Regions from separate parts of the Mus musculus genome. Here region 1 is linked to region 2. The links are chromatin loops, found by intact Hi-C in ENCODE. Cell type or tissue: left cerebral cortex. All regions are shown on one strand. Links, peaks and the distances in the headings refer to the core of each region. The heading gives the core; the rest is flanking DNA. Region 1 holds the start of Mylip (myosin regulatory light chain interacting protein). Region 2 has its middle 67 kb from the start of Gm34466.

Region 1 (5,379 bases), core at 65-5,064, 190 kb after region 2:
CTGATGCTTCTACCTCTATCCTGCAAGTGCTGCTGGGATTGCTGGCCTGGTGTCACACCGCTGCCATTACACACAGTGGTGTCTCACCACTGCCATTACACACAGTGGTGGCACACTGCTGCCATTACACACAGTGGTGGCACACTGTTGCCATTACACACAGTGGTGGCACACTGTTGCCATTACAGACAGTGGTGGCACGCTGTTGCCATTACACACAGTGGTGGCACGCTGTTGCCATTACACACAGTGGTGGCACATTGTTGCCATTACACAGTGGTGGCACACTGTTGCCACCAGGGCCACTTGATGGTACTCGGGGCTAAGTCCATACTACGTGATCACTTTATCAACTGAGTTTCAATCCCAGCCCTTGATCTCTTTTGTTAAAACCACCTCTTTTCTTCAGTAGTAACTGGCGATGCCTTAGTTTAATTTTTACACTTTAGTGTTCATATATGTAACACGTATCGGTCAGAGGACAACCTGTGGTTGTTGCTCCATGGGTCTTGGGGTCAAATTCAGGTCATCAGGCTTGGTGGCAGGTACCTTAATCCACAGAGCCCCTTTGCTGGCTCTTTTCTGGAGATACTTGGTTTTAAAATGATTAGCTCTTTATTGAGGATCTCACAGAAGGAATTCAATGGATGTGGGTTAAAGAGATGCCTATGTCATTGTTAGCCATGCAACTGGTTTGTAAGTAACTGATGGTTGTTAAATTTTTCTTAATTAAAAATTTTAAACCTGACATTTCCTTCGCTTCTACAAATTATTTAGCTGCTCATATTAAAAATATAAATATAGAATCATTTCTATGAAAGAAAGCCATTTAAAAAAAATCCTTGCCAAACCCCAAAGTAAGATAGTTTTAAAGATAGTTAAATAGAAATGTTTCTGTTTTTGTTTCTTGTCTTGTCTTTGTTTATTCTGTTTGTTTATTTTTGTTCTTCTTCAGCTCCTTTCTACTCCCAGTATCTAGGAATTTCCCCAAATCTGTCCCCTAAGTTCCCCCTTGTTTAAGCTGGTTAAGTTTTGGCCTTTCAAAAATATTAAGCAATACAACCAATTTCCATGTTGCCTCCTCTCCTTATGGTGAAATTTCCAGCGATGGGCCACAGATTAGATAATCTAAATGTTATCTCCCAGGTACACGTGCCAGACCTGCTTCCGGGAAGGAAAGGAATGAGCAGTAGACCGGTGGATGAATGCAAGCTTACACTGGACTTGGAGCAGTTCGAGAACTGTACCATGTGTTCCTGAAACACAAAGCCAAAAGACTGAACAGTTCTCTCCGCGAGGGCTCTGCTAAGATCCCAGTCCTTCTCCGATGTTTTCCCCATCGTCAGAAATAAATATCACTGAGCCCAAGTACGAGGTGCACCACCAGGTTGAGCTATACAGCAAGACTTCGTCTTAAACGCACAGCAAACAAACGGCACAGAGATAGGGTCATTGGCAGGCAGGGATGGCTAGATTGCTTCCCAGCGGTGCTGGGGCGAGGGGGGGCGGCTTGCAGGAGGGGGTGTCCAAAAATAGCTAGTCTCCATTCTGCGAGGACACTGAGCTTCAGAGAGATGGAGTTTTCCAAAGATCCAAGGCTGAAACCCATATCTCCCGGCTTATCTTAGAAACCAAAAAAGACAGTATAGGCCAAGAGAAACAGGTGGTAAAAATATGAAGGTTGTACACCTTTAACCACTAATCTCTTGTATTGAGATTCCCATCCTGCTAGGTCCTGAGATGAGCCTGTTATCTTTAAGATGGGGTAACATCTGGGTGTCTGAAAGAAAGGGCAGGGAGTGTACCAGGTGTATAGTGAACGAATTGGATGAGAGATAGGCTGGGTGACATAACTTGGTAAGGTGTTTCAATGTAGCAGAACCCACACATAGAAACCCTTGGCACGAGTTAATATAAGAATGGTGCTTGGATCAAATTACCGGCTTATATTGGGTCAGCTGCAAAAACTTTTCTACTTAGATTCTTCTTTTGACAACCCACGGTGGCAAATGCCAGCGGAAAAGCCTCTTCTTTAGGCTCTCTGTCTTGCTTGCTTCTCTTTTGGCTTTCACAAACCACCTGGTTATTAGAGTAACCCCACGCAGGAGTCCTGAGAACCGTAGTAGCAACGTAGCATCACAGGAGCCTTTGATCACAGTTCTCTCAAACCCGGACAGAAAGGCGTCCCCTGGAGCTGCGGGCGACAGCGGGCTGGGAGGAGCGTCGCCCAGTGGCAGAGGCCGCGACCGTGCTGGGGATTGGGGAGAGGATGGGCTCCCACCTCCCGCAGCTCCACAGGCGGTGCCGGGAGGCGGGGCTTCAGCCCACCGAGACTGGGAATTGGTTGCCGGAGCTGGGGAGGAGGGGCAAGCACGCTGTGATTGGCGGAGTCCGGTGCCGGAGGGGCGGGGCCTCTATAAAAGACGCGTGCCTGTAGCGGCGCAGGCAGTAGGGCTGTCGGAGCGGCGCGGCCGTGTAGCTCCCGGGAACTGGCTGTCGTGGGGGTGGCGGGGACGCGAGTGGCGGCTGCGTGGGGTGCAGGGCGGGTGGCCGCACGGCTGCACCTTCCTCACGGAGCCCGGAGTCGACTTGGAGCAATTGCGGTGAGGCGACAGCTCCGGCGCACACCCGAGAAGAAGCGGCGGTGGCGGCGGCCCCAGCCATGCTGTGCTATGTGACGAGGCCGGACGCGGTGCTGATGGAGGTAGAGGTGGAGGCAAAAGCCAACGGCGAGGACTGTCTCAACCAGGTGAGGGCGGCGATCGGAAAGGGGATCCCTTCTTGTCCCCGGGAAGCCTCGGGGCTCGGGGATGCTCCCCGGGAGCCGGGCGACGTTGCAGCAGCGGCCCGTGGAGTGCTCCCGGGACGCCAGGCTCCAGCCTCCTCCTCCTCCCCGCGAGTGGAGAGTGCGGTGGGGGGGGGGCGGGGGGAGCATAGAGGACGCTTACGGTGGGGGATCCGGGGCCCGGAGACCAGAACACTGCTGGGAACCTCCACCCTGTCCGTTAGCCTGGCACTTTTCTCTAAAGAAGGTGGCCCGGCACACCTGCCGCAGGTGTGTGTGTGTGTGATGCCTCCCGTGGAGTCCTTGCAAAGCCCGGCAGCGCCACCCGCGTCCCGGGATGAGATGGTTGCAAGCGGTCGCTGGCCCCGGGGCTCCCTAGCTGATCAGGTGGGCCCGAATCTCAAGCCGCTTCTCAGAAGGACTGTTCACCTGACACTCTAGGCTTGCTAGGGATCCAGAGTATATTGAGTAATTTGCGGGGGACGGTTCTGCAGGCAGCCTCCTTCTTGAGGGGTCTTTACACGTGTGTTTTCTTAAGGGTGACTAAGGCTCCTAACGGGGTGTGCCTAATGGATATTGGCAGGCCCATTTGACCCCTTGAAATACTGTGTCTACGAGACCTGTGGACCTGAGCTGTTTGGAAAGGCGCTTGTAAAGCTTAGCTGACACTTGTAGCATGCTTCCTCAATGCGTTTGTGTTTTTGGAATCCAGATGGTTAAAACTGTCCAGATAATACGCTGCCAAATCAGCTGTGCAGATGGTGCTGCGGGGCGGAGGGGGGGGGTGGCGGGGGGAATTCCAGCGATTGGAATAAGAAATAAAACACCCTGTGTGTTCTTCTACCTCAGCCTTTTGGGAAGTCTGTTTTGGGGGGACCCCTTTCCCTGTGCCATTGGTCAGACCCTAGAAATAGTCAAGCAAGGCCAAGCCTCCACTGGAGGGCTGCGTTTTGGCTTTGCTGTTTCCTTAAAACCTTGTTTTTCCGGTCGGTCTACCAACTGGCATTGCAAGAAGGTAGAACTTTGGGAAAGCAGGGGCCAGTCCTCTCCTCGGATGGAGCCCTTAGGTTTGCACTGCTCACACCCCATACCTTTGGTTTTGTTTTTAGGTGTGCAGGCGTCTAGGGATCATCGAGGTTGATTATTTTGGGCTGCAGTTCACGGGGAGCAAAGGTGAGAGCTTATGGCTGAATCTGAGAAACCGGATCTCCCAGCAGATGGATGGGCTGGCACCTTACCGCCTTAAACTGAGGGTCAAGTTCTTTGTGGAGCCTCATCTCATCTTACAGGAGCAGACAAGGTAAAGCGAGGCCGAAACAAACCAATGTCAAGTACACCTCAGATTCCATTTAGTGGTAGCTATCGTGCCCTCCCGGAGATGTTCCCTGGCAAAATTGACTTGGTGCAAAGGAAGTTCAGGAAAAATTCAAGTTTTCCAAAGCACAGTTGGCCTGGGTGGGTTTTTCAACACTTGGTTTTTTGTTTTGTTTTGTTTTTGTTTTTCCTGTTCTGTATAATATTAGTGGGAGAGGCAGGGTTGACTTCTTACAAACAAAAAGAAAACCAACTTCCTGACAGCTTCATCTAACGCCCGCTAGTAACCCCGCCTCAGCAGTGTTACTACAGGTCACTGTAGACCGTTCTAGCGGAAAGCAGGAAACAGTTCCTCTTGGGTTACTTAAACTTGGTCAGTCCTCAGCCTAAGTGTCAGATTACAGTGTGTAGCAGGAGCGGCTCTGTCTGGCCTCCTACAGATTTTAAAACTTTTTTAAGTTTCACAAAATCTTAATAAAAGAACTCTTTGAGGGGCCACTGTAAAGTAAATTTCAGCCTACAGATTTATTAAAAATGATTGTTGGACATGTGTTGTTGTTTTTTTCCTCCTTGTTAAACTAAGGGCCACCAGCCATGGTAGACAACCGAAGCCTGTGGGTGTGGTCTCCTTTTCAAACGACCAAAATACACACACACATACCCGGTACGTTTCCCTCTGAGCTGACTATATAATACTTTTCTCAAAGATGAACCAAAATAGGAAGGTGATGTTTAATATTTATTACCAAAATGCAAGAGACTACAGTGGCGTGTGGAAAAAAGGAAAATGATTGCTTTGAAAGCCACAGCAAACTTTGGATCCCAGCACTGATGTTTTCCATACTCCTGTGGCTTGGCAATGGGCCACGCATGTGAAACACGTGATCCTGCAGATTTCGACTCCTAATGGGGAACAGGCTCTTCTGAGAGGGTTTAACTTACCACTTTTTTTTATTTACTAAACAAGCGATGGAAACATTAAAAACTACCATCCATTTGGATTTGGAATGTCCACTTTGCCTGCCTTGCTGTGGCCTTTTAAAGGTTGAGAGAGATTTTGTTTATGAAGGAACCTGGCATAAGAAATTTTTACTGTTTCTGAAAATACCTTACAAATATTCATGTAGTGGCATACTTACAGATGCTGAACTGTCTGTATTAACCACAAGAGGCTCTGTCCTTTTTTAAAAACATTTACTCAGTGTCTCTGTGTACTTGTGTATGTGTGGAGGTAAGAGGACAGCTTTCAGAAGCCTCTTCTCTCCCTCTACTGTGTTGGA
Region 2 (5,379 bases), core at 191-5,190:
GACAAGTAGGACTAATAATAGCTACCATTATGACACGTTCCCCGTGCCAGGTTGTCTTGTGTGTGCTTTATCATTACTTCACATAATCTGTGCACATTAGGAAGGTGCAGCTGTCACCCCCAGTCTCCCATAAGAGAAGACATATGTCGAACCACACGATGAGGAACCAATGGGGTGGCGCCTCTTAATTTTGAAATATAGCATCACAATTTTAGAGTTAGAAGAGACTAAAGTCATTAGTGATGGTTTGGAATTATAACTCAACAGCACAACACTTACCTAACATGAACAGGGGCCTGGGTTCAAGCCTCAGAACTACAAAAAAAGAAGGGGAAAAAAAGATACATGAAGCCAAACTATATCCTCATGAGCAGAGACGGGAATGATAGTTATGAATTCAAAACCAGCCTAGGCTACATAGAAAAATCCTATCTTAATAATCAGTAACTAATATAAAATAAAACAGAGCAGGGATGTGGCTCAGTGGTAGAAAGCTTTTTCTGCATGGATGAGGCCCTGGGTTTGGGCTGCAACCCCTCCAAACACAATTCCTGTGATAGAAGATTTCAGTATTTAGGGTATGCTTAAGATTAATCGAGAAAATGTCTCCCAAAGTTGCCTACCGGACAGATCTGATGAGGCAGTTTCTCTTCTTAGACAAGAAGCCTGTGTCAACTTGACAAAAACCAAAAACCAAAAAATCCAACCCAAAACCAAAACCAAATAAACAAACAAACAAAAAACCAAAACCAAAACCAAAACCAAACAAAAACCTAGGGCGTGTTGACAAGGTAATACAACTTAGAATGACCAAGCATGTCAGTTACAAAGCTATGCAGGAGCCTGTCATTGTTCCTTCATTTAAGGGGCAACTATTCATTCAGTAAACTAGCATTTACTGAGCAATCACCATGTGGTTCATGCTGTAATCTGTACCTGGATCCTTCTTGAGGGGTGAAGGACTAGTAATAACCAGCTGTTGGGTTGTCCAAGATTTACCTACCAATTGGTCCTATGGCTGCGCTCTTCTCTCAATGCATTAAGCAGAGACATAATTCCTTTTTGCCAACACATGACAGTTCTGAAGGCTCATCCCAAGCTCAGAACTCCCTGAAGGATGGGCCTTGGCTTATAGCCTTTTCCCCATCCCTGTTCCCAGTATATTAAGTCATTCAACAAATATTTATTAGACATTTTTAATGTGCCAGAGTTTTCAGGCAAGAGCACATTGGATATATATAGTCAATATATTCTATATCACATCTATATATCAAGTTTATGATATAAAATATGTCCTCAAGGATGGAAAGCATCTAGCAAAATATCAATATTAATTCATCCCTTAGATGTCTTCCAAGGAAAAAAATGTAAAGACTCTCATTAAATTCTTATTTGATAGGAAGAAATGGTATTAAATTAAATTAGTTCCCTTAGAACTAATGGAAAAAGGAGTTGATAGATGCCATCCCTGGGATCTAATGGACTCATTTAGTTGATGTCCCAGATAACATTTGTGGTCTTCTATTTACGTAGCATAAGTCTCTTTGCTACATCCTATAAGAATGATCACATGGATATTTCTAGCACAAAGTCAGAGTCAGTTGAATGTTTATGTGAGCATACGAGGAGAGTGCTGGGTACTGTACCAATCTGTACCAGAATTAATAATGATACATACCTACATAAGATGTAAATGCCAACATAGTTTTAATTAGGTTATACATATTAATAATAAAAGTTAAATCCAAGTACAATGGCTCATTCAATCTTAGAATTCAGGAGGCCACGGTAGGAAGATTGCTAACTGAAGCCAGCCTGGGCTACAAGTGAACTCTTCTTCTAAGGCTATTTACTGTGATGGCTTTCACATTTACCCCTAACGTTTGTGATGTACAGGTAAACTTGAGGTCATTCGAGGCTTTAGTGTGAGTCTCTGTCTCAACATACAAATAAGGGACTCGAGGTGAGATGGATCCTCGGATGAAGATGCTGCTGAGGAGCCTAATGACCTGTCTTCGGTCCCTAGGGCCCAATGATGGCAGGAAAGAGTCAACTCTTGCAGGTTGTCGTGTAACCTCCAGTTGTACATGATGCACCTACACTCCTACACACACACACACACACACACACACACACACACACACACACACGGAGTAAGTAAAATGTAATGCAAATTTTAAACAGAAACAAAAAGCAAAATGAGTGAATGATAAACTATCTTTGAGCAAATTCTTTGCTGAAGGATAAATGTCTCGCAAACATCCATGATCTTTTTCTATCTGGAACCAGATACTAATACTTTAGGTTTTGTGGGCCACAACTGCATTGTCCTGTGAATGAATACATGCCACTAGTTTATACACACACACACACACACACACACACACACACACAATTTGACCTTGGGTTATAATTCGATGATCTCTGATTTAAATAACTATAGCAAATACAATTGCCTGTAGTGAAGCAGGTTGACTTGAGTCTGGTGAGTTGGGGGAGCTCCCAGCCTTCTTGACACTACCCCTGCATGTAGTGGCCCTGTAGAAGAACGTGAGGCATGTATAGCCTGATCTTTCTATTTAGAAAAAAAATAAAAAATAGCCAGAGACCTGGATTTTCACCTTCTGGTTTTTAAACTTGCACAGTTAATTCACATGGCAGCACCACACCTAGGGACTCCAGCAGAGCGACTTGGCAGATGGCATTCGGCCCTGCTGTGTAGCTTGTGTTACACAGCAAGTTTTTAAAATCAGCTCATCTGCTCAAGAGACAGATCAGAGATTTCTGTCACCAACCTAAGATAAGCAAATACCAAGCCACTTGGACGTGGGAGGCACAGCTCCGGGTGTTTTGTATGTGGGTATTCATGAATTATCCTCACAGTAACCTCTCAAGATGCTGCACTTGTTATTTGTCTCATTGCTGCAACGGAGCACCTGATAAATCAACTGAAGGAATAGTTTACTTTGGCTCCTGATCTCTGGCGGCCGCAGGTGTGGGAGTGGCTGGTCTCTTTGTGTCCACAGTCAGGAAGCAGATAGGGCAACGAAAGCTGCTGTGGCGTTGGCTTTTCCTCTTTCTCTTTTTTTCTTTTTCTTTTTTCTTTTTAAATTGGGTATACATTTGTTTACAATTTTTAATGTAAGGCAATTTATCTCTTTCTATTCAGTCTGGGACCCTGGCACATAGAATGGTGCCACCCATGTGATGGGTGAATCTTTCTCACTTCAAGCTTTCTGGAAACACCCACCCACCTGCCTACTCCCACACCCACCTACCTACTCCACCATACCACACACACCAGGTGATTCGTGATCCATTATCACACGGATAATGAAGGCGTTGACCATGATAGTAGCTGTGATTGCTGCTGTTTTACCAAATCACTCAGCACAGTGGGTGTATGGCAGAGCTGGGCCTCGAACCTAAGTTGTGATAGGTAGTGTCCCTACACTGTAAAAAGGCTGCCTTTCCCCATCAGCCTTCCTCTTTAACTCTGTACCTTAGTAATTGAGTACAGACCACAGACTCATTCTATTCCCGTCTCTATTGGATCTGGGCTGCAGGATCAAGGTCCCTTCCCATCTACTTGTCTATGGGCTCAGATCTGGACAAAAGTCATGCTTGCTTTATTACAAGCTGAGAGGTAAACTCCCTGGCAAATGTTGGGTCATAGGTCTCTCCCATTACATCTATATGTGTATTTATTATAATTAATTATTTTTGGTAAAGCCCACTGCTTTGGATTTTGGATTCGCTCTACATAACAATATATGGTTTAATTATCCATCTTGCTTCTCTTATTTGTCCTAATAGGCCGCAAGCACACGACTTTAGATACACATAGAATTTTTTCCCCTCTTAGAGTCATGACACCAATCACAAAAAAAAAAAAAAAAAAAAAAAAGGAAATCAAGCAGAAATTAGAATTGGTTTGGAAGGACGGCGAAGAATCCGACTCTAAGTTTGGTAAGGTACAGTTTTTCGAGAGAAGTGGAAATTTTTATTTTCTCTAGCCAACTTAAAAGAGATGACAAATGAGGCCAGGGTTTGTTTTTCTGAAGCGCAGCTCTGAGTTTTACTGTTGGTTTTGAAGATAACTCTGAAAAAGCAATTTCAGCTACAAAGGAAATGAAGGAGGCAAAACAAATTATGGCTTCTCTCTCTCTCTTTTTTTTTTAAAGATGCAAATACCTCAGGAACCCACGGAGCTGCCGGTCATGCTCAATTCAAGATGCAACACTTTATTCAGCATTATTCCCTTTCTGATGCTCAGGGAAGCTGGATCCTGCTAGTGAGGGAAAATGTGCAGTTTTGGTGCTCCGGGGTCATGTGAGGTGTGAGGAGAGGGTGGGTGTGGACTCAGGAGAGAAAGCTTTGCTTAGAATTGTTCCAGTTTCAAAGCTGTCATGGGAATGTCCTTAGTGTCAGACAAACCGGGCACTTAGTGACCCTAAGTTCTTTGGACCACTCCGAGAATCCCTTCTTCTTCCTGTTTCCACTTGCTTCATTAGGTTAAACCTTCTTCCTGTCTAGGACCGGCAGGTGTGGCTTCGGGGCTTTGGGTAGTCTCCTTAGGTGTCTTCTGCATTTCCTGAATGTTCATCGGAACCTAATTTCCTAGCATACCCTGCTTCTCAACCACATGTTTGGGGTAGCTCCTGGGAGGCTGAAGTTCACCAAATCCAGGGTCGGGAGTGGGGGTGAGGGTGGGGGCTGTTAGGATTGGAGAAGATGGACTATATGCTGAAGACAAAGCAAGACTGAAGAAAGACTGAGATAACAGATTGAGAAACGGAAGAGTCATTTCAAAGCCACTTCTCTGTCAGGCGAGTTCAGGCAAACGGAGCAGTAGAAAAGTAACAGGATTGGTTAACTATTAAGGTGACTGGCTGTGGGAGGGTTAATCAGAAGAAAAGTCCTTATCATATCAGTTAACACTGACCCATGCTACTGGGCCATTGTCTTTCTGTTTCTCAGCAGGTCGGTTGGAAGCTGAGTTCCTGCTTGCTGGGTGTCTTAGGGTTTCTATTGCTCTGACAAAACACCATGACCAAAAAGCAAGTTGGGGAGGAAAGGGATTATTTGTCTTACTCTTCCATAGTCACTCTTCATCACTGAAGGAAGTCAGGACAGCAACGCAAACAGGGCAGGAGCCTGGAGGCAGGAGCTCATACGGAGGCCACGGAGGGATGCTGCTTACTGGCTTGCTCCCCATGACTTGCTCAGTTTGCTTTCTTATAGAAGCTAGGACCAATACCCCAAGGATAGCGGCACTCACCAAGGGCTGGGCCCTTCCCCATCAATCACTAGTTTAAAAAATGCCTTACAGCTTGGTTTTATGGTGTCATTTTCTCAACTGAAGTTCATTCCCTTCTA

Evidence for each region. Peaks named below come from ENCODE experiments on the same cell type or tissue, not always from the same donor. Only the 100,000 strongest peaks of a DNase experiment are listed, where the experiment ranks them.
Region 1: it touches region 2 in a loop (2.1-fold over the local background); 2 of 42 quality-filtered maps call a loop at or near these places.

What each region holds. Positions count from the first base shown.
Region 1 is chr13:45,387,295-45,392,673 of GRCm38, forward strand. Mylip (myosin regulatory light chain interacting protein) reads left to right here and starts at 2,448. Exons shown (of 7, transcript NM_153789.3): 1 at 2,448-2,749; 2 at 3,895-4,085. The coding sequence starts at 2,663. In left cerebral cortex, for the core only: CTCF peaks have their summits at 2,237 and 3,115; DNase peaks (open chromatin) are centred at 2,356, 3,231, 3,472, 3,761 and 3 more places; H3K4me3 peaks cover 3,160 bases; H3K27ac peaks cover 2,049 bases.
Region 2 is chr13:45,197,934-45,203,312 of GRCm38, forward strand. No RefSeq gene overlaps it. Among named protein-coding and RNA genes, the nearest start is that of Gm34466, 67 kb to the right of the region's middle. In left cerebral cortex, for the core only: no CTCF peak of the experiment used is centred there; DNase peaks (open chromatin) are centred at 2,794 and 4,529.